Linked DNA regions of Homo sapiens: all the other regions are linked to region 3. Evidence: chromatin loops called from intact Hi-C (ENCODE). Cell type or tissue: Panc1. All regions are shown on one strand.

Region 1 (8,000 bases), 180 kb after region 3:
CTCTGTTTTTGGTGCATACATATTAAGAATTTTTGTCTTATTGGAGAACTGACCACTTTATCATTATGTAACTCTTATCCCTTTATCCCTGATAACTTTCCTCACTTTGAAGTATGTTCTGTTTCAAATTAACATGGCTGCTCTTTCTTTTGATTAATGCTAGCATGGTATAGCTTTCTCTATCTCCTTTTAATCTATATTTATCTTTATATTTAAAGTGAGTTTCTTGCTAGACAGCATATAATTGAGTCTAATTTTTTGATCCACTCTGACAATTTCTGTTTCTTAGTTGGTGCATTTAAACCATTGACAGTCAAAATGATTATTGATATAGTTAATACCTACCATATTTGTTACTGTTTTTTATTTGTTACCGTTGTTCTTTGTTTTTATTTTTGTTTTCTACTCTTTTTCATTTCTCCCCTGCTCCCTCACTCCTACCATCAGAAACATGAGAGGTTTTTGTGTGTGTGTGTGTGTCTCTAATAACTACTATGAGAAATCAGTTGAACTCTTGGAGGTAAAACTCACAAAAGAGTGGGTGGGCACACCCCTATGACTTGGTTCCCCTGGAATTTTTAACACAGTCTTGTCTACGTCTAGCTCCAGCAATTTGTCTATTACAGTACAGATTATCTTTCTTTAATGCTGGCTCCTGTGGCAATTTTTGCCCTGGAAAGTTGTGATTCTCTGTATCCACCTGTTTCTCCCCACTTTCGGAGGCAGCTGCTTGCCCAATAATCTTACTTCTTTTGTTGTTTGTTTGATTTCTTGGAGGCAGAGTCTCCCCCTGTCACCCAGGCTGTAGTGCAATGGCGCTATCTCAGCTCACTGCAACCTTCGCCTCCTGGGTTCAAGTGATTCTAATGCCTCAGGTTCTAGAGTAGCTGGGATTAGAGAGGTGCACCGCCACCCCCGGCTAATTTTTGTATTTCTAGTAGAGACGGGGTTTCACTATGTTGGCCAAAGTGGTCTTAAACTCCTGGACTCAAGTGATCCACCTGCCTTGGCCTCCCAAAGTGTTGGGATTACAGGCGTGAGCCATCACACCCAGCCCTGATCTTACTTCTCTTAAAGATCTATGAAGTATTGTTGGTTTTTCAGTTTGTTCAGCTTTTTAACCTGCTGTTAGAACAGAGTGGTGACTTTCAAACTTCATAATGTTGAACCTATCACATTTTCATTTACTTCCTTTTACTACCTTTACAGCTATAGAAGTGTACAGAGTGCAGCATGCAGGAAGGGCAGGGCTTCAACACTTTGGCATAGCCAGCTAATTGATTGCTTGAATTAGAATCATGGTAGAATTACAGTCGATGATGATGACCATCGTTATCATCATAAATCTAAAGAGGAGCAAGGATGACCACATGGCAGAGTAACAGAGCCTGTGGCAGGGTTAGGGGAATAGAGCCTTTTTCACTTGAAAGTGCTCATATTTAGACCTGTGACATTACTTTCAAAGGAGGTTTTATATACAAATTGTAGTCACAGAGATCCCCCAGCAGAACTGGAAGATCTTCTTCATATAACTTAATACTTTTATCTTGTTTCTAGGTCACATCCTTTATAGTGTACTAGAATTTAATTATTTCTATAAATCTTGTAATTATCTTGGGAATAACAGAATTATATTCCCCCCCCACCTTTTTTTTTTTTTTTTTTTAATTTAAATGGAGTCTTTCTCTGTTGCCCAGGCTGGAGTGCAGTGGCATGATTTTGGCTCATTGCAACCTCCACCTCCTGGGTTCAAGTGATTCTTCTGCCTCAGCCTCCTGAGTAGCTGAGATTACAGGCACTCACCACCATGCCTGGCTAATTTTTATAGTTTTAGTAAAGATGGGGTTTCACCATGTTGGTTAGGTTGATCTCAAACTCCTGACCTCAAGTGATCCACCCGCCTCAGCCTCCCAAAGTGCTGGGATTACAGGCATGAGTCACAGAGTGCAGTGGCTCTGCCCTGTATTTTTAATGCCTCTCCCAAAGCCATTAATTACATCTAAGGTATACCATAATTGTTATCAATTCTGTTTTGCATTTTTTTCTTAAAACTGTTAGTAGTTTATGCCTGTCCTGATCTCAGAGAGCTCCTGGGCTTAGGACATAAGAATTTGTGATTTAGAGAGAAGCATAAATAGATACCAGAAAGCAACACAGCCAGACAGAGACCAGAGTCAGGCTTGCTACAGGAATGGAGAGAGCAATGGCGGTCTGAGACACACAGAGGGGACCCAGCTGTGTCACTGGCTGGGATTGAGCTGCCCCCTGAAGTAGCTCCTCCCTGCATGACTCAGGTTCTTAGGGGAACCCCTGAGTTCTCAGGTATCCTTTTTTTGTTTTTTTTTTTTAACATCTTGTGGCTCTGCCTGTAGGAAGGAAATGTAATTGCTGCACAATTAGTCCATGAATTATTGAGAACTGAGTGGTGTGAAATAATAAGGAAGGATGCCCTTTGGGTTAGAAAATACATTTAATATTGGAAGACTGATATTCAAGTAAAACTAAATCATGAGGTTGTCATTTTCAGGCTCTCCATCAATCTCGAGCTGTGTCTGATGGCTTAAAACAAGCTGTATGAAGAACATGCCCAATGAGGAAACATTTCTATCAGCTCACAACTAATACACATAGGAAATTATGGACAAACAAAACACATGGTGGACAGAACCACGAAGGTGGGATCAGACATCTGTTATTTATTCATTTATTACATCTGTGGTTCTTCAAAAGTGGCCCACCTCATGCTAGCGAGAATTAGTCTCTTTATTAGAAAGAAAAATGTGATTCGGGCTGGAGTGCAGTGGCGTCATCTCAGCTCACTGCAACCTCGGTCTCCAGGGCTCAAGCGATTCCCCTGCCTCAAGCTCCCGAGTAGCTGGGACTACAGGCGCGCGCCACCACACCCGGCTAATTTTTTTTGTATTTTAGTAGAGACAGGGTTTCACCATGTTGGCCAGGATGCTCTCGATCTCCTGACCTCGTGATCCGCCCGCCTTGGCCTCCCAAAGTGCTGAGATTACAGGCGTGAGCCACCGCGCCCGGCCCGCTGGTCCCATTCTTTCTCCATACCTATGCCCGCTTGTCTCTTGTACAGTTCACATGCTGTACAGTTTGCATCTGCAGTGATGAGTATTGTGTCTGTCCTTTCTCTGATCCTTGTGCTTCACTGGTTCTCACACTCACCACTCTATAGCCAGGTACAGAAGAGCAAGTTGTGTCTGAATTACCCAGGCCACTTCTCGGTAACTCCCAGCACACTGCTGTTGGGAGCTGCTCTCTGGCACCCCCTTTTGGACATTTGCATGTATTGCCCCCTTTGAGTTCTGGGACTTTTCAGCTTGCTGATCTGGTTCCCTGATCTAGGCTCCTACTAGGTGTATAAATAGATTCATCAAATAGACGAAAAGGGTTTCTTTTTTTTACTGTTTTCATACTTTTAAAAGGCTTTCTTCACAGCAATCTAGTCATGGCTCATCTGTAATCATACTTTTTTTAAAAAAATTTATTAATTCAACAAACACTTATTGAAGACTTTCCATGCTTAAGTATTACACCTGGGCCTGGAGATACAAAGCTCTCTCCTTTTCCCCCCAACTCTTCCTACCTCTTTTTCTTACTTTCTTTTTTACTTTCATAAACATATAGTCAGTATTTTGCTAAGTACCTGCAGATAGATGCAAAGATGAATAAAATGTAGTCCTAGCCCTCAAACTGTTTTCCATCTAGATAGCAGCTTAGAAAAGTAAATGGATAATTCAGTTACAAACAGCTGTGGTAAATGCCATGCTACGGGCTTGCACAGGGTATTAGGAAAATGCGTGCATGCTCATGAATGTACATGTCTGTATGAGTGTGCATGTGCTCATGCGTGTGTGTGTATGTGTGTGTGCGTGTGTGCATCTGTGTGTGTGCACGTGTTTGTGTGTGTGTGTGTGTGTGCCTGTTTGCCTGTGTGTATAGGAGTGGGTTCATAAGATTTGTTTGGGGTAGAGGTAGGGGGTAGAGGTTTTGGATGTGCCAAGCTGAGTGAACATCTCGTACAAAGATCCTGAGGCAGAAACCTCCTGGTGTGTGGGGAGACTACAAGTGGTTTGAAGTGTAGTGTGCTATGGAGTGGCAAGGGGTGAGTCTGGAAATGCCCTCAGAAACCAGTTCCTGATGAGCCTTGTGTATGGGGCTAGGAGTCCTCCAGAGGATGTGAAGACTTCGAATAATTTTACGTTAAGGGAGTACCATAGTTAGGTTTGCATTAAAACATACTAGTCTAGCTATAATGTAGATTATGAAATTGCAGGGCAATGGGCAAGTTTGTAGGCCTGGAGTCCTGTTAGGAGGCAGTGGCAATAATAGTGGCACTAGCTAAGAATAAAGGGTCCCTGCCTTCCAAACACAGCCCAGGGGTTATGAAAAATTGTTTGCCACAACAGAGCGAGATCGCTATTAAGAGAGGCAGATGCACAGTATGACAGATTACTGATGACCTCCCTGCCTGTATGATTTTAAGTTCCTTCTGTCTTTAAAATGTTGTAGACTCTAGGCTACCCTGTTGTAGAGGGGGGATGCTGTCTTGTGAACATCTCTGCTGTAAGGCTAATGGCCCCTTGAAGAGGAATCATGTAAGGATGTTCCTAGGAACCAACCCAAATGCCCATCAATGATAGACTGCATAAAGAAAATGTGGCACATATACACCATGGAATACTATGAAGCCATAAAAAGGATGAGTGCTCGTCCTTTGCAGGACACGGATGAAGCTGGAAACCATCATTCTCAGTAAACTATCACAAGATCAGAAAACCAAACACCACATGTTCTCACTCATAAGTGGGAGTTGAACAATGCGAACACATGGACACAGGGAGGGGAACATCACACACCAGAGCCTGTCAGAAGGTGGGGGAAAGGGGAGGGAGAGCATTAGGACAAATACCTAATGAATGTGGGGCTTAAAACCCAGATGACGGGTTGATAGGTGCAGCAAACCACCATGGCACATGTAAACCTATGTAACAAACCTGCATGTTCAGCACATGTATCCCAGAACTTAAAGTTAAAAAAAAATAGAATGTTCCTAGGAGTACTGTTCACAAGAGTTAAAACCAGAAAGCAATTAAACATATAATTTATGTGTAATAAATTATAAAATGTTTATAATAACATGTATTATATGATAATGAATGATTTATATTTGTATATTTTATACATAATAAAACTATAGAAAAACCTCCATAATTTTTTTTATAGAAAGCAGAAGAAGGATGAACACGGAATTTAGGATGATGCTCACTTGGGTGGGAAAAGCCTGAGAATAAAGGGGAGGGACCATAGGAGCAGAGAAAGTTATGGTCAAGGTCCTAGACTGTTTTGGGTGGTGGGTTCAGGAGCTTATTTCAGTATTCAAAGTAACTAAATAAGAATATAAAAAGTGTAAGACAGCCATGTATGGATCATTGATGAGAGACTGCCATGAACTGAGAAACAGGGCTTATTTGATTCAGTGCCCTGAGCTCAAAAAAAGAAAAATAGTAGCTGGGCCTGGTGGCTCATATCTGTAATTCCAGCACTTTGAGAGGCCAAGGTGGGTGGATCATGAGGTCAAGAGTTTGAGACTATCCTGGCCAACATGGTGAAACCCCATCTCTACTAAGAATACAAAAATTAGCCGGTGTGGTGGCACATGCCCGCCGTAATCCCAGCCTCTTAGGCTAAGGCAGGAGAATTGCTTGAACCTGGGAGGTGGAGGTTGCAGTGAGCCGAGATCACACCACTGCCCTCCAGCCTGGGCTACAGAGCAAGACTCTGTCTCAGGAAAAGAAAAAAGGAAAAAAAGAAAAACAGTAAAAGAAAAAGCAGACTGTGATAATGCGAGGAGCAAGGGCTGGGAGTAGGGAGGCGGAGAGAAGCCAGGAAACCAGCTAAGTGGGGAGAGAAGATGTGGCCTGGGAATCCAGGGAGGCGGAGAGGGCTCAGGAGAAAGGTTCAATCACCCAAGTACAGGTTACCACACTGTAATTCAAGGGGAGCCTTTGCGTAGAGTGACGAAGGATCCAAATTAGGTTCCAATTTTCCACTATTACTAAGAGCTGGAATAACACCTCGAGCCCTGTCCAGAAAGCGCATCATGCTGAACACAGAGCCTCCCACCTCCCAGTTTTCTTGTTCCTCCCATGTCCCAGCAATGGAATCAGAGTTATGTGTCATGGCATACTCACAGTTTTATGATGTCTGATCCAAACTTGTCAATGACTAAATAGCAGGTGGTTTTCAAGAACAGTTTTTCTAAAAAATATAAAGAGGGAAATTGAATATATTTTTATTGCGACGAATTTAACACACCTTAATAATGATTATCTTTGCTAGGAACTGAAGCTGAGTGATTAATTTATGATTAATTTAATTTTAAGGATTTGAAGGAAATGTTTCAGCTAATGTATGCATTAAATATCACTTCTATCTCAGGTTTATGTGAATGCCACCTAACCGTCCAGGTTAAAGATAACCAATTTATTCTAAAAACACAGTTTAATGCTGGGTTTTCCTTTTCGTTCATTCTTTCTTTCTTTTTTTTCTACAGGGAATACCTGAATGTTGGCTATGACCTCATTTGTTGAAGTTGAAAGAAATGAGACTTGCATTAGTCAATCATCTGAAATGTAGCTCTGTTAGAAATGGTCTTTTCTGGTGTTTATTCAAAGGAAAATACTTCACTTGGGGTCCTTAGTTTTTGCTGTTGTTATCCCAGAGGTAAAAGGAGATGACAGTTACAGGTGATCCTGCACTGCCACCTTCATCACAGGACATAGATACACTCCACACAAATACTCCTACTAACAACATAATCTCCCCTGACCTATGAGAGCACATGAATGTTTTGTGAGTTCCTCTATCCACCCAATGAAACTTGTTAGCTCTTTGGTCCTGTTTCTCCAGTTTGTGAGTCTATTGTGGAGCCCTGGTAATTCAACTCAGGATCTTAGCAGAGTTAGGGACAGATCAGCTGTCCTGGAAAGAGCTAGAAAACCCTGATTAAGGAGAATCTATCTTGTCATGATGTGTCTCACATAGGGGGGCCCGGGCCTTGCTGGATGATGGAGTGGTGAAACAAGATAAATATGGGAATGCTCCCTGGTACTTCAATTTTGCTTAATGTTAAATAATGTGAAATATTATTTTTGTATTAAAATAGATCTATTCTATGACTTTTTAGACAAAAAAGTACGAGACTTTAAATACACTGTGCTCGGCTGGGTGCAGCGGCTCACGCCTGTAATCCCAGCACTTTGGGAGGGCAAGGCGGGTAGATCGCCTGCGGTCAGGAGTTTGAGACCAGCCTGGCCAACATAGTGAAACCCCGTCTCTCCTAAAAACACAAAAAATTAGCTGGGTGTAGTGGCAGGTGCTTGTAATCCCAGTTACTAGGGAGGCTGGGGCAGGAGAATCGCTTGAACCCGGGAGGTGGAGGTTGCAGTGAGCCGAGATCGTGCCATTGCACTCCAGCCTGGGCAACAAGAGTGAAACTCCGTCTCAAATAAATAAATAAATAAATTGTGCCTTTGAAGTAGGCAATTAAAACTGTGTCCTCACATTATGAGTGACCTTAAAGAAATAAAAAGGATTATAATGGAATGTTATGAACAGGTGCATGGCAATAAATTAGGTAACTTAGATAAAATAAAAAATTCTTAGAAAGACACATAATGCCCAAATGGACTCAAGAATAGACAATTTTAAGAAACATATAACAAGTAAAGAGATTGAATTAGTAATTAAAAACTTCCCACAAAGGAAAGCCTAAGACCAGCTAGCTGCACCAGATAGGATTCATTGGCAAATCTACAAAAAAGTTAAAGAATTACTAACAATTTATCAAGAATTCTTCCAAAAAATGGAAGCAGAGTGACCATTTCTTAACTTATTTATGAGGTTAATATTACCCTGATACTAAAACCAGAAACCTTCCTCCGAAAGAATGTAGACCCAAATCTCTCATGAATATAACC
Region 2 (8,000 bases), 480 kb after region 3:
ACTTCTGGCAAAGGGAGGGTGCTGCTGACCACTTCCAGAAAGCAGCTCAGATTCAGGGAGAGAAAGGACAGAGAAAGGAAAGAGCAAGAGAAATCCGTGTCCCTGGATAGGTAACACCAATAGGAGTTTCTGGTAGGGATTCAGGCACCTGGTGATGAACAGCTGACATCTTAGAGATTAATGATAAAAGACCCAGTGATGGAAACACGAAATAAAAAAGAATTCAGGCTTTGGAAAGAGAATGCAACCTAGCTAATATCTTCTCCCTCCACCTCTCATTCATGCCCCTTTCAGGGAAATGGAAAGTAAACAAACTAACCAGGGAACATCAGGATTTGGTGGCATCCTCAGTCTCAATATATTATGCAGGCATGATTTTTGTATGTGCTTTGCCTGTTATTATAACCCTTCCATTATGTTTATATTAAATTTTTGTTTTAGTAAGTTTATTATCTAATTATAGAAATATTACCTTCCAATTGAGTAATATTAGAAAGAAATATAAAAATAAAAGGAAGAAGTTAAAAATCACTTGTAATCCTTACACTGCAATAATGAGTGTTAACATTGTGGTGCAGAGTCTTCCAGAATTATTTTTAAGTTTATAATTCCATGCTTTTTTTTCTAGATGAAATCATTCTATTGGTTTTATTTCTCCCCACAACCATTAATATCATCAGCTCACTCCAATGACATGAGTCTTCCTAAAGTCTCTCTTAAAATATCAAAGAATATTTATTCTGCACTTCTGATTTTCTTAGGATAAAGTCTTTGACTTGGAATAGAAGGATAAATATCACAGAAAATTTTAAGTTCTTAATATATATTGCCATTTTCAGAAAGACTGTACTAATCTATACTTCAACTGGCAAAGTATGACACTTTGCTTTATGAGCAATGTATATATTTTATCCCAAATATATTATTCACAGATAGCCCATAGTTATTTTGTTTGTGCAGGCATGCGTGTCTGGGTGTACTAATTGAGCTTTGTAAAGCACACTGGCATATTGCCACCCATTAAATTCATTAATAATATTTTAATCAGCTCTATGTCTCTATGTCATTTTCAATTAAATTTTGTTAATTCTTACATTTTCTCTACATTTTATTTGATAGATTGTCAATGTCAATTGTCAATTATTTCTATTAAATAATTGCCTTAACAGAAATAGTTCTTAGATTCATTTATTGATTCTATTATTTCTTTTATTTTCTAGTTTATTGCCTTGCATTATCTTTCCTTTTGTATTCTTTGGGTGCTTTTGTTGTTATTTTCTAAAATGAGTTATATCCTGAGTTCACTTGTTTTCATTCTTTCTATATAAATAATTAAAAAAAATAATTTTGGGGCTACAAATATACTATTTGAGGGCAGCTTTGGCTATATCCCATAAGTTTTGGCATGTGATGTTCTCACTGTCATCATTTTTGTAATCTTTAGTAGTAGTTTAGATTTCCTCTTTGGTTCAGTGGTTATTTAAAAGCCTTTGAGAATTTATTGAGGATCTTTAGCCATGTAAGTGATGCATTTTTGAAAAAGTTGCATGGATACTGAAAAATAAGGCATACTCTCAGTGGAGGGTATCAATTCAGTATGTACCTACCTAGTAGTTGACATGTTAATTATATTATTAAAGTATTCTATATATTATATTTTAACATAATACAGTTACCATGTAAAGACATGCCATCACAGCTATATTTAAAGGTATCAATTCAATATGTACCTATTAGTTGACACATTAATTATATTATTGAAGTATTCTATAGATTATATTTTAACATACTAGAGTAATAGTGTAATGAATGTCAGTCCAGCTATATTTTTATTCATTTCTTCTTGCATTTCTAGCTTTTTCTCATATTTGGGTGATAATGATATGTGGTGAATTCAATATTCATGATATTGTATATTGTTTTTCAACCCAATTTAAGATCTGTGTCATTTCACAGGAAGTTTAACTCAGTATGTTTACAGCCACAATTGCTTCCCCCCACTTGCATCACTTCCCTAGTTTTATGCCTTAAGTTGGTGCACATCAGAATTGATTGAGGAAGCTGCTGGTGGTGGTATATGTGTGTAGTATGTGGTGGGGGTGTGGGGTAGGAGGTGTGTGTGCTGTTTAAAAACACACTTGCTTAAGCCTCACTTGAAATTCTGGCTTAGAAAGTCTGGGATGATCCTGGGGCTGGGTCTTAATTTTTAAAAGACTCAAAAGGTGGCTACATCTAGTAAAGGATGAAAATCACTGCTTTAAATATTTCCAAAACAAACTCTAAATAAATCATATTTCTTTAATAATTAAAGTCAAGAGTAAAACATTCCCTTTATGAACCCCTTTAGTCGCTTCCCTGTTGTTCATATTATTGTAAGGGGTTTTATTTTTATTAATATTTTAACAAGATTTCTATTTTTCAAGAATTTACTTTGATGGTTAAATAAAATTATTATAAAAGTCAAACTATACCGATAGTAAAAATATGTACTAAAGAATACTATACTAAAAATAAAACTCTTCTTCTGGATTCTCCAGTCTCATTCTCCATCATTATCCACTCTTGATAGCATTGTATTCATTTTTCAGGCTCTCCTTATATATGTAAACACACACACAAACACACACACAAATACATTCATACACTTAACACACACACACACACACACACACACACACACACACACACGCACACCAAGGATCATATGCTGAATGCTGTCCTAATACCTTCTTTGTTCCATGAATTATTTCTTGGTAATCTTCCTCTGTCCAATACACACACATGCACGGCATTCTATACAATAAAATCATATTACACAATTTATCCAGATGCAGCTGAGCAGCAGACATGATAACCTGGTTGGGAAAACCATGCCAGTGTGGAGTGTGCTTTTTCTAAATGTGGTAGCCACAAAACAGTGGACTGCAACTTAGTCCACTGGAGGCTTCCCACTCTGTGGTTAACTAGCTAATGTTGCTTACAATCTTATAAGCTTTTCACTGTTTTCTAAGATCCCTGAGAGCAAAAGCTGGATTGTATTCTTTTTGAATTCCTTCCATGTCCCTGGCACATTACTAGGCATGTAGTATACACTTGATAAAGGTTTTGTTGAATCACTGAATACTGGTGACAAGTGACAAAATGACCACACTTTTACCACTCTTCTGAAATAAGAGCACAATAGCTTCCTGTCTTCTCTTTTCCTCAATGCAAGAACAAAACACAAAACCTGAGTTACTTAGGTATGTGGTTGTGCAATGTCAGAGCTGGCCACTCAGTCTGAAACTCCTGATTCTCCAGAGTGGGATTAGGAAAAAACATGGCATTCAGAAGAACATCGACGCACAGGATAAGGCTGCTCACATGAGGGAGACATGAGGGGAGAGGCCAGGAGCCTTGCCATTCCAGCTACCTGGTACCTGACAGAGCTGGACATCAGAATGACACACCATCCTCACTGCCATTGCCAAGGAGATGGGCCCACCCTTGGGAGATGTTCTCCCTGCAACTGTGGAAACCCAGGTATGGAGGCCTCACTGGTGAAGTTGTGTGTATGAATCATTACAACTTGAAGGGAGCTTGGAAAGGACTACCTGGAGAAGTCTTCTTTAGCAAAGAACGAAAGGTCTAGAAACACTGAGTTTCACCAAACATTAAGAGGATAATTATCTACAAGTACTTAACAGGCCTTACCACCAAGGTGAGGCATGAACTGTTCAAGGTGCTTTGTGGAGGCGAGAGAAAGTTTTGGCAGGTGGTGATAATTAAATTAAATTGAGAAAAATTATGTTTCAGCTGGGCATACAGGGAAGCCTCCCTTTGAAAGAGGTCTATTAAACAACCATCCCAAAGGATACACTTAAGTCATTTAAAGTCAAACTGAGCTTGTTATTTGAAGACATAAGAAAAGAAATCATTTTAAATGGGGGAACAGGAGGAGTCAAGGGAGGAAGTAGCTGACTTAATTCGTTACATTTTTTTCTGTTGGTTTGAAGGGTTGTAAACATTACACTTCCATCTCTCCCTGGGAAGGAAAGATCATCCAGATTCCACTGATTCAGAAAAGCAGTATTACCAAGAGATCTAAGCCTGGCGTTATTTACTCACTAAATTTACTCTTTGAAATGTGTTTGGTCAGCTGTGCTTGGCCTCTGTGACTAGCGGTATTTGTCCAGAGGCTAATTAGCTCAAAGGGTAAAAAGATCAGTGAGTTAATCCATAATCTCGAGTGACTGATGAAACCTAACTGCCAACTGGTGTCGGAGCGGGTCCTTTTCTAAAAAAGGGATTAATAGGACATGCTAGCTATTCTCAAATATTAACTTTTCCAAGAATAAGACAGGATAAAACAAGAGAAAAGACAAGCAGAGATTTTTTTTAAACCTCTCTAACATTTGTAAGGTAATTTCACAAATAAAACTTCTAGAATTCCAGGGGACCATGCGGGCTTTCTTTCTTGCTGTGTGATTCATGGGTCTGGGGTGCTCTCAGGCAGTGGTTGCTTTCTGGCCCCCCAACAATGGCAATGAACGTTTCATTGTCGAGCACTTATTATGTGCCGAGCACCAAGAGTTTTACATGTTATTAATTCACTTGGTCCTCCAAGTAATCTAAGAAGCAGGTATTATTATTCTATTTTACAAGAGACACCATTAGGGCCAGAGGTCACACAGCTAATGGGACTTAAACCCAAGAGCTCTGGCTTCAGTCTTTGACCTTAATTGCTCTTACGGGAAGGAGATAACAACTCGTATCCTGATGACCCATGCCATGTCGCAATTTCAAAACACAGCTAGAAGAAACAGAAGTCCCTGGGCTTTGGAAAGTCCATGAAAAGAATCTGTGCTTTTGAGTGCACTCTATCAGTTTGCTAGGACTGCCATGACGAAGTATGGCACACTGGGTGGTTTAAACAACAGAAATTCATTGTCTCACAGTTCTGGAGGCTGGAAGTCTGCATCAGCAGGGTCGGTTCCTCTTGAAGGCTGTAAGGGGCTCTGTTCCAGGCCTTTCTCCTTGGCCTGTAGATGACTGTCTCCTCCCTGTGTCTCTTTACATCATCTTCCTTCTATGCATGTCTGTCTCTGCATCCAGTGTTCCCTTTTTATAAGGACACTAGTCACACTGGATTAGGGTCCATCTGATGTCCTCATTTTAACTTGATTACCTCTGTAAGACCCTATCTCCAAATAAGGGAACTTTCGGAGGTTAGGACTTCAATCTATATATCTATATAACTATATCTATATCTATAGTTTTTTGAAACAGAGTTTCATTCTTGTTGCCTAGGCTGGATGGAGTACAATGGCGCGATCTCGGCTCACTGCAACTTCTACCTCCCAGTTTCAAGCGATTCTCCTGCCTCAGCCTCCTGAGCAGCTGGGATTACAGGCGCCCACCACCACACCCAGCTAATTTTTGTATTTTTAGTGGAGACGAGGTTTTGCCATGTTGACCAGGCTGGTCTCGAACTACTGACCTCAGGTGATCTACCTACCTCGGCCTCCCAAAGTGCTGGGATTACAGGCGTAAGCCACCCATGCCAGGCCAGGACTCTGGTATATATTTTTGAGGAGGACATATTTCAAACTATAACATGCATCAAGGTTTCTAAGCAGGCTTAAATGTCCACTTGAGTGGTACAACCCAATCCGTGAAGCCAGAGCATGGTGCAGGCTCCCATCCATCCTACAGGTACATCAGGATAAAGGCCAGCCTTCTGCCTCCTGGAGCGAGACTGCTGTTCTTTTTCTCCCCTAGCTGGCTAATCAGTAGTGCCAGTACAGGGAAAATTTTTCTGATCTATATAACTGAGGCCTGACATTTAGGAGACTGTGTTTTAACAATGTCCCATTAGGGCCCTATGTCTCTATCAGCTACCATCTAAGTTGCAGAGCAATAGACTGAGTGAGGGCTGAGATGCCCACATAGGCCTCAATTTGCTCCATGAGAAGGAAACAAGTTCCAGTCCATCATTAGGATGGTCTTGAACTATGGAAGCCACATTCATGATCCTGTCTTCTAAGGCAGTGAGAGGTGACAGCGTGCTGGCAGTCCTCACAGCCCTCGCTCGCTCTCGGTGACTCCTCTGCCTGGGCTCCCACTTTGGCGGCACTTGAGAAGCCCTTCAGCCCACCGCTGCAGTGTGGGAGCCCGTTTCTGGGCTGGCCAAGGCCGGAGACAGCTCCCTCGGCTTGCAGGGAGGTGTGGAGGGAGAGGCGCGAGCGGGAACCGGGGCTGCGCGCGGCGCTTGCGAGCCAGCTGGAGTTCCAGATGGGCGTGGTCTTGGCGGCCCGCACTCGGAGCAGCCGGCCCTGCCGTTGCCGAGCAATGAGGGGCTTAGCACCCGGGCCAGCGGCTGCAGAGGGTGTACTGGGTCCCCCAGCAGTGCCAGCCCACCGGCGCTGAGCTCAATTTCTCACTGGGCCTTAGCTGCCTTCCCGCGGGGCAGGGCTCGGGACCTGCAGCCCGCCATGCCTGAGCCTCCCCCCCACTCCGTGGGCTCCTGTGCGTCTGGAGCCTCCCTGATGAGCGCCGCCCCCTGTTCCACTGCGCCCAGTCCCATCGACCACCCAAGGGCTGAGGAGTGTGGGCGCACAGCGCAGGACTGGCAGGCAGCTCCACCTGCAGCCCCGGTGTGGTATCCACTGGGTGAAGCCAGCTGGGCTCCTGAGTCTGGTGGGGATGTGGAGAACCTTTATGTCTAGCTCAGGGATGGTAAATACACCAATCAGCACCCTGTGTTTAGCTCAAGGTTTGTGAGTGCACCAATCGACACTCTGTATCTAGCTGCTGTGGTGGGGATGTGGAGAACCTTTATGTCTAGCTCAGGGATTGTAAATACACCAATCGGCACTCTGTATCTAGCTCAAGGTTTGTAAGCACACCAATCAGCACCCTGTGTCTAGCTCAGGGTTTGTGAATGCACCAATCGACACTCTGTATCTAGCTACTCTGGTGGGGCCTTGGAGAACCTTTGTGTCCACACTCTGTATCTAGCTAATCTGGTGGGGAGGTGGAGGACCTTTGTATCTAGCTCAGGGATTGTAAACGCACCAATCAGCGCCCTGTCAAAACAGACCACTCGGCTCTACCAATCAGCAGGACATGGGTGGGGCCAGATAAGAGAATAAAAGCAGGCTGCCCGAGCCAGCAGTGGCAACCCGCTCGGGTCCCCTTCCACACTGGGGAAGCTTTGTTCTTTCGCTCTTTGCAATAAGTCTTGCTACTGCTCACTCTTTAGGTCCACACTGCTTTTATGAGCTGTAACACTCACCGCGAAGGTCTGCAGCTTCACTCCTGAAGCCAGCGAGACCATGAGCCCACCGGGAAGAATGAACAACTCCAGAAGCGCCACCTTAAGAGCTGTAACACTCACTGCGAACGTCTGCAACTTCACTCCTGAGCCAGCGAGACCATGAACCCACCAGAAGGAAGAAACTCTGAACACATCTGAACATCAGAAGGAACAAACTCCAGACGCGCCACCTTAAGAGATGTGACACTCACTGCGAAGGTCCACGGCTTCATTCTTGAAGTCAGTAAGACCAAGAACCCACCAATTCCGGACACAGCAGTGATTTCCCCACTCCCTATTTTAAAAACTATATGTATCGCTCAGACATTTTTAAGTCAACAGATGAAATTTTTCATCAGGCCAGGCATGGTGGCTAACACCTGTAATCCCAGCACTTTGGGAGGCCAAGGTAGGCAGATCACTTGACGTCAGGAGTTCGAGGCCAGCCTGGGCAACATGGTGAAACCCTGTCTCTATTAAAAAAATACAAATATTAGCCAGGCATGGTGACACATGCCTGTAATCCCAGCTACTTGGGTGGTTGAGACAGGAGAATTGCTTGAACCTGGGAGGCGGAGGTTGCAGTGAGCTGAGATCGCACCACTGCACTGCAGCCTGGGTGACAGAGCAAGTCTCAAAAATAAAACAAAACAGAAAATTTTCATCAAAGTTGAAATAGTTTCAAAGAATATAATTTTCAGTG
Region 3 (8,000 bases):
GTTCTCTGCCTTAGTCTTGAAGTGCAGTGGGGGGTGTGGGAAGGCCAGGAGAATTCTCCCATTCTCAGTTTTGCACAGGTCCTCGTGGAAAGTGTGAATCCCTCAGGGGGCTCTCACTCACTCATCCTTTCTGGTATTGGAGAGATTCTCCTGGCTCTGCACTGAGCCCAGACAGGCTGGTGCCCAGTTCTGCTCTCTATGTTTCTTGGCTACCTTGATGGATCCCAATGTGTGTGTGTGTGTGTGTGTGTGTGTGTGTGTGTGTGTGTGTGTGTTTAGATGGAGTCTTGCTTTGTTGTGCAGGCTGGAGTGCAGTGGCACCATCTTGGCTCACTGCAACCTCTGCCTCATGGGTTGAAGCAATTCTCCTGCCTCAGCCTCCCGAGTAGCTGGGACTACAGGCATGTGCCACCCAAGCCCAGCTAATTTTTGTATTTTCAGTAGAGACGGGGTTTCACCATGTTAGCCAGGTTGGTCTCAAACTCCTGACCTCAGGCAATCTGCCCACCTCGGCCTCCCAAAGTGCTGGGATTATAGTCATGAGCCACTGCACCCGACCACAGTGTAGTTTTTCAGATGACTGGCCTGCAGGGTCAGTGTTCACTAGCCCTTTTGTTTCCTTTCTGTGAGAGTGGTGCACATGAGCTGCTTCTAGTCTGGCATCTTGGTCCAGTTCCATCTTGGTCCAGTTCCACTCTATCCTTCCTGGCTTCATTCATTTGCATCGTTGTTAACATCCCTTCTCAACAAAACTAAAGGATCTCCCTCAAGATGCACATTCCTGAGAAGTCAGGGAGTGTGTGTGTGTGTGTGTGTGTGTGTGTGTGTGTGTGTGTGTGCATGTGAACGCATGCGTGGACATATGCATTCATCATAAATAGACTGTAAGTCCCACTTAACTATATCACTATATTAATTTGCTCATTCCCTTGGTAAAATTCTTTGGTAACCATCAGAGGCTAGTGGAATGCTCCCTAACAGGTGTGTGCATTTCTGTTTCTACAAGCAAATGTCAGAAGAGTCAATAGTGTTTGCTCCCAAACGTGATCGTACCAGTTGTAAATGACATACTGTAAATGTCATAGTTAAACATTATATAAACTGAAAGTGTGAAAATGAAATTTTTAAACAATAACTCAGAGATTCTATAAAGATTAACTGCCGAGCGCAGTGGCTCACGCCTGTAATCTCAGCACTTTGGGAGGCCAAGGCGGGCAGATCATGAGTTCAAGAGATCGAGACCATCCTGGTGAAACCCCATCTCTACTAAAAATACAAAAATTAGCTGGGTGTTGTGGCACGCACTTGTAGTCTCAGCTACTCGGGAGGCTGAGGCAGGAGAATCGCTTGAACCCGGGAGGTGGAGGTTGCAGCGAGCTGAGGTTGCGCCACTGCACTCCAGCCTGGGTGACAGGGTGAGACTCCGTCTCAAAAAATAAAAATAAATTAAAAAAAAGAAACTGCGGCCATATTAAGTACAAAAGGGAAAAAGAGTAGAAATCTAGAAGAACAATGCTCTGAGATTACTTCATCAGTTTCTTTAAATTTAGTTCTCTTTAGAGACCTGGACAGTGCACATTGTTTGTTTACATAAGGAAGAGGTTATATAATTCATTCTACAGACTCCTGCTTAAAGAAAAGGGCTGTGCTTACAATACATGTGATGAATAAAAAGGAATATTTGAGCTGTGTGTGTATGCAATCTCTTATTTTGCTTTCTCACTTGATGTGACTTTTTCAATTAATTGATTGCATTAGATAAAAGGGCTTCTTCTGAATTTTAATTTTAACACTTTCTCCTGTCACAGTAAGGTTGTGTACAATAAATTCTGTTTTTAAGAAAAGGAATGTTTTGAGCTCACTGGCTGGAAGTGTTTTAGAAAAACTCTTAAGCCTGGTCATAAAACTAACTCTTGAATTCCACTGTTTGTCTCAGAGCAGTGGCAAGAATAGCTGAAAAGTTAAGCAATAGGTTTGACAACAAAATAGGTAAGTCATCTCAAGCGACTCTTGACATGTTTCAAATGCAGAACATATCAGGGTTGGAAGATATTGTCATTGCTGACCTTGACACACTGGCTAGTGGGAATTAATTTATAAAAGGTAAATAACCAAGGACTCTCGGATAGGACTCCATCCCTTTTTCCTTCCCTCCCTCCCTCTCTCTTTTAACATAAATAGTTTATAACCTCCATTTGTCTTAAGGCATAAGAAGATCCCAGACCTATTCCTGATGGCCAATACAAACACACACAGTGATCATATTCCTGGAACTAGAAGTCCAGAAAACTGGTTTACCAGTGAGACAGAATATTTGAAATTGGGACATTAATTTTACTTTTTGTTATGGATTTATGTAAATAAAGTTTTGTGACTATTGCTAAAATTACTGAGAATATAAATTTGGACCCTGCCTGGAGGGTTACCTGTAATAATTTTTATTCTTTCCCTGAGTAAGCCTTTGGTGGTGAGAGACAACTCTCTTAGCCAAAGGAGAATTCAAAGTCTCACTCCAGGATCTGCAGATAAGAGGCTGTTAGGAAGTGGAAAAGAGCATCATGGGAGATTCGTGTTTTTACAAAGGCTCAGGACAGTGGCTTCTCAGACAACAGGGCCCCTCCCTTGGGCTCCAAGCTTTGGACTGCCTCCCTGCCCCCCTCCTCCAGCCCATCTCCAACCTTGCACCTCCTCTGCAAGGCCAAGGGGACATGACCACCCAGGGCCTGCGTTTCCCTTTCTGGACCATGTGCAGGTATCTGGTCCTCAGAATTCCCCACCCAAATGGCTGGAGTCTGCTTCTGGGGCTGTGTGGGCCTCTTTCCTGGATGGAAGGATAACCAAGATCCCTAACCCTGAGAGGTCACTTAATTACTAATGGACAGCTTCCATAGTTTTTGTCCGTGTCCAACTTAAGACCAACCAGAGAAAGCCAAATATGTTTCCCTAACCAATCACATAGGATGCCCTGCTTCTTCCTAACCACCTCCAGCTTCCCCATGCCAACAGCCTCTAATCAGGGCACACTGGAGCATTCCCCATTTTTTTCCCTGCTATAAAGCCTTCCTCTGCCTGCCTTTGAGTCTCTGCCAAATTCGAGTGACAGTAGCTGACTCCCTTGCTAGAGCAAGTTCTGAATAAATAGTCCTTCTCTGTTCTCCTTTGGGTAATCTTTGTTTATTTCCACAATTGCCACAGTTTTTCAGTCTCCCTGATTTTCATATCTAGGCCGAAGGCGAAGAATGATTAATCAAAATATTTGTGTCTTTATTATTTATTTAATACATTTAAATGTTATGTAAAATTTTCTGAGGAAGAGTGAAAAAATTAAAAGTATTGACTGTTGGGAACCTAATTATATATATATATAATTGATTGCATTAGATAAAAGGGCATATATATATATATTTATATATATATATATTTATATATTTATATATATATATATTTATATATATATATTTATATATATTTATATATATATATATTTATATATATTTATATATATATTTATATATATTTATATATATATTTATATATATTTATATATATATTTATATATATTTATATATATATATATTTATATATACATACTCAGAAGAAGCCCCCTACCTTTGTTTTTTGAGACAGGGTGTCGCTCTGTTGCCCAGGCTGGAGTGCAGTGGTGTGATCTCGTTTCACTGCAACCTCAGCCTCCCTAGTAGCTGGGATTACAGGCATGTGCCTCCATGCCTGGCAAATTTTTGTATTTTTAGTAAAGACAAGGTTTCACAATGTTGTCCAGGCTGGTCTCGAACTCCTGACCTCAAGTGATCAGCCCGCCTCATCCTCCCAAAGTGCTGGGATTACAGGCATGAGCCACCACACCTGGCCCAGAAGAAGCCCTTTTATCTAATGCAATCAATCAGTTTAAAAAGTCACATAAAGTGGGAAAACATAAAAAGAGATTGCCCATACAGCTCAAATATTCCTTTTTATTTATCACATGTATCATAAGAATAGGGCTTTTCTTTGAGCAGGAGTCTGTAGAATGAATTGTATTAGGTTGGTGCAAATGTAATTGTAGTTTTTGCCATTACTTTTAATAGTGGTTTTTGCAATTAAAAGTAATGGCAAAAACTGCAATTACGTTTGCACCAACCTAAATATACAACCTCTTCCTTATGTAAACAACCAATGTGCACTGTCCAGGTCTCAAAGAGAACTAAATTTAAACACACCTGTGAAAAAAAGATATGTATATTTGTGTATGTCTTTTATTTTAATTCTTATAAAAGAGTTCTTTAAAAAATATTTACATTTATGTTTTCTTTTAACAACTTGATTAATATCTCAGTCTACTAGTGTGACTATCAGTCTGTTAGTGTGAATTTGCCGGATTTATGATGAAAATTTTGGAAGGAGATCAGCACTTGAGGAAATAACACTGGCTTGTCAAAGTTTATAACTTCAGCTTTAAGTGGTACATGTACACTTGCAGTTTCCAATCTCACCCATCAGATGGTGCCAATACTTCACTAGTAGTTTTGCCACAATGCTTTGATATCCTCCGATGTGGCATTTGAAAAGCATTGAAAGATTGATTACTTATGCTCTTGATAAAGTTAAGGATTTTATTATTAATTCAGCTTTAGATGTAGTTAAAAATGAGTACAAGTGTATGACACCCTTCAGATAAACGTATGCTAAAGAATTAAGCAGCCTGAAATGAATGGAGAGCTATTTATTTTTTATAGTTGTATCTTACTGTATATTTAATTTATGCAATTCCCCAAAACCAGTGCTTCTTCTTCTTCCTTTTTTTTTTTTAAATTATACTTTAAGTTCTGGGATACATGTGCAGAATGAGCAGGTTTGTTACATAGGTATACACGTGCCATGGTGGTGTGCTGCACCCATCAACCCCTCATCTACATTAGGTATTTCTCCTAATGCTATCCTTCCACTAGCCCCCCACCCCCTGACAGGCCCCAGTTTGTGATGTTCCCCTCCCTGTGTCCGCATGTTCTCATTGTTCAACTCTCACTTATGAGTGAGAACGTGCAGTGTTTGGTTTTCTGTTCCTGTGTTAGTTTGCTGAGATTGATGGTTTCCAGCTTTATCCAGGTCTCTGCAAAGGACATGAACCCATCCTTTTTTATGGCTGCATAGTATTCCATGGTGTATATGTGCCACATTTTCTTTATTCAGTCTGTCATTGATGGGCATTTGGATTGGTTCCAAGTCTTTGCTATTGTGAATAGTGCTGCAATAAACATACGTGTTCATGTGTCTTTATAGTAGAATGATTTATAATCCTTTGGGTATATACCAGAGATTGCTGGGTCAAATGGTATTTCTGGTTCTAGATCCTTGAGGAATCGCCACACTGTCTTCTACAATGGCTGAACTAATTTACACTCCCACCAACAGTGTAAAAGCGCTCCTATTGCCCCACATCCTCTCCAGCACCTGTTGTTTCCCGACTTTTTAATGATCACCATTCTAACTGGCATGAGATGGTATCTCATTGTGGTTTTGATTTGCATTTCTCTAATGACCAATGATGATGAGCTTTTCTTTCATATGTTTTTTGGCCGCATAAATGTCTTCTTTTGAGAAGTGTCTGTTCATATCCTTTGCCCACTTTTGGATGGGGTTGTTTGTTTTTTTCTTGTAAATTTGTTTAAGTTTGTTTAAGTTCCTTGTAGATTCTGGATATTAGCCCTTTGTCACATGGATAGATTGCAAACATTTTCTCCCTATTCACTCTGATGATAGTTTCTTTTGCTGTGCAGAAACTCTTTAGTTTAATTAGATCCCATTTGTCAATTTTGGCTTTTGTTGCCATTGCTTTTGGTGTTTTAGTCATGAAGTCTTTGCCCAAAACCAGTTCCTACAAGTTAGATCTTTCCAAATTTCCATGTGCTTGCCATCTGCTGCATTGCAGACCAGCCATGTAGTATGAAAACTTGCTCTGAAGCTGCACTCCTAACTGCACTAATTGTTAAATCACAATTACTTTTGCACCAACTGAATAGCTCCTAGAGTGCTTCCTGGAGTCGGCAGTTTGCACCTACCCTGGGAGGGAGAAGGCAAATCACTCAGTGCTCCTCAGTGTCTTTTCCAGGCTCCTGATGGAGTTCAGCAGGCTTCTACGGTATGGCCATTCCTTGTTTCCTTTAACTTGACTCCATTCATTTGTTCAATGGTGTTTCCTGAACAAGAGAGGTTATAACTTTTCCTCCTTAAGCTTTGTGCCTTGAGACTCAAGTGCTGTCTAGAAGTAGCGGAATGCTTTGCCCAGAAACTCTGCTTCTCTTTTGGAAGATGACCCTGAACTCACTGATATCATAGAATTTACTCAAAACAGCCATAAACGCTCACATAAGCTCTTTTATCATAAATTGAAAGCATACATAGGAGGTCTTGGTACTCAATGAACTGGGCATAGGGGATTTATAAATTAATAATCAAATGAGGATGTCCTCTGGTTCACAGTTCCTTATCTGAAATTCTTTGGGCCAGATGTACTTTGGAATTCAGAACGTTTTGAATATGTAGAGCTAATATTATGCATATGCTATATATTACATAATGCTCTGGAAGGGTCTAGGACAACTCCCTATAATCAACCCATTAATTTTTCTGCAGGGAAACATAAATGTTCATATTAAGTGGGATAAATAAAGCCTAAATGTCCTCATGTCATGGCAGGTCAGGGTGTGCCTCCAAAGTGAGCTATGAAACAAATCTTTGGTTGTCAGAGCTTTTTGGATTTGGAGAATGTGAATAAGATAATGTGGACTTGTGTTAGGTGCTTTATGTGTTGTTTCATCTAGTCCTCATAGAAGTCCTGTGTTAAATATAAGGATATACGAATATGAGGAGCCTGAGGGTCAGAGTGGTTAAGTAGCTTTCCTAATGTTCCACGGCAGAGCCAACACTCAAACTGGCCTGGCTCTAAACAGGCTTAATGTTGCATCGGTTTCCACTTTATAAATTAGTAAAATGCTAAAACTTCAAGTTCCTTGCCTATGTTTGGCTTTTTGCCAATATTCTGCATTATTTTTTATTTTCTTTGGCATCCATGAGAAAGAATATGGTTGCATAGTGAACAATTTGCTCTCTGATGGATGGAGGGAAAGGCTCTTGCTGGCACCTTTGCAGAGCACCGTACTGGCTTGGGGAGGGAGCAGGGTTGCAGTGCTGGAGAACAAAACAGTCAGCTCTGCAAATGTCAGATTTTCCAGTGGTTGGAGACTCCTGCAGTGCACTTGGTCCACACAGCTAGTCAACCTTGATGTTGTCTGCAAAATGATCCAACATCTCATTAACGTCTCTCACTTCCTTTTGCGCATTGTGCACTAGCTTGGATTTCTGCTCCTTTGAATGGGGACATCAGAAGTCACTTGGCTTAATCAAGTTGTCAGCAGGCCAGGGAGGAACTGTTGGCTTTATTCTGTGCATTGTCTCAGGATGGGAATGAATTAAAGTAGTTATATTTTAAAATTATGCTTTCAAGGCAATTCATAAACCATGTTCCTTTTTTGCATCCTAATTATCCTTTTTCTCCTTTCCCTTATTTCTTTCCCTGTGCCAAACTATAACCCATTTATAGTCTAAAGTTTAGGGGTATACAATAGTTATATTTTAAAATTGTGCTTTCAAGGTAATTCATAAACCATGTTCCTTTTTTGCATCCTAATTATCCTTTTTCTCCTTTCCCTTATTTCTTTCCCTGTGCCAAATTATAACCCTATTTATAGTCTACAGTTTAGGGGTATACAATCTTTTTCTTCCCTGTTGTTTCTTTCTTGTAATGAAATTAGTAACTTAGCAAAAGCATGGACGAGAGCTCTTTTTATATACCTGTAAAAATATTGCAGGAAACAATAAACTTTGTAACATTTTAATGGACTAAATCTTTTATAGACTTTGAAGATTTGTTAGAAAAATTATTCATCTATAGGACTACATATACCAATATGTCATTCTTAAGGTGCTTTTAAAAGTCCTCCTTG

What was found. A loop is a pair of places that touch in the nucleus more often than their neighbours do. Peaks named below come from ENCODE experiments on the same cell type or tissue, not always from the same donor. Only the 100,000 strongest peaks of a DNase experiment are listed, where the experiment ranks them.
Region 1: it touches region 3 in a loop (4-fold over the local background); 70 of 110 quality-filtered maps call a loop at or near these places.
Region 2: it touches region 3 in a loop (5-fold over the local background); 24 of 110 quality-filtered maps call a loop at or near these places.

Annotation. Positions count from the first base shown.
Region 1 is chr7:36,667,731-36,675,730 of GRCh38, forward strand. AOAH (acyloxyacyl hydrolase) reads right to left here. Exons shown (of 21, transcript NM_001637.4): 3 at 6,213-6,279. Among named protein-coding and RNA genes, the nearest start is that of AOAH, 53 kb to the right of the region's middle. In Panc1, CTCF peaks have their summits at 3,283 (motif pointing left) and 3,515; a DNase peak (open chromatin) is centred at 3,291; H3K27ac peaks cover 2,670 bases.
Region 2 is chr7:36,967,533-36,975,532 of GRCh38, forward strand. The region is part of intron 16 of ELMO1 (engulfment and cell motility 1); the gene reads right to left. Among named protein-coding and RNA genes, the nearest start is that of ELMO1-AS1, 26 kb to the right of the region's middle. In Panc1, a CTCF peak has its summit at 179; no DNase peak of the experiment used is centred here; H3K27ac peaks cover 1,574 bases.
Region 3 is chr7:36,483,437-36,491,436 of GRCh38, forward strand. No RefSeq gene overlaps it. Among named protein-coding and RNA genes, the nearest start is that of ANLN, 98 kb to the left of the region's middle. In Panc1, CTCF peaks have their summits at 4,499 and 4,735; a DNase peak (open chromatin) is centred at 4,535; H3K27ac peaks cover 3,584 bases.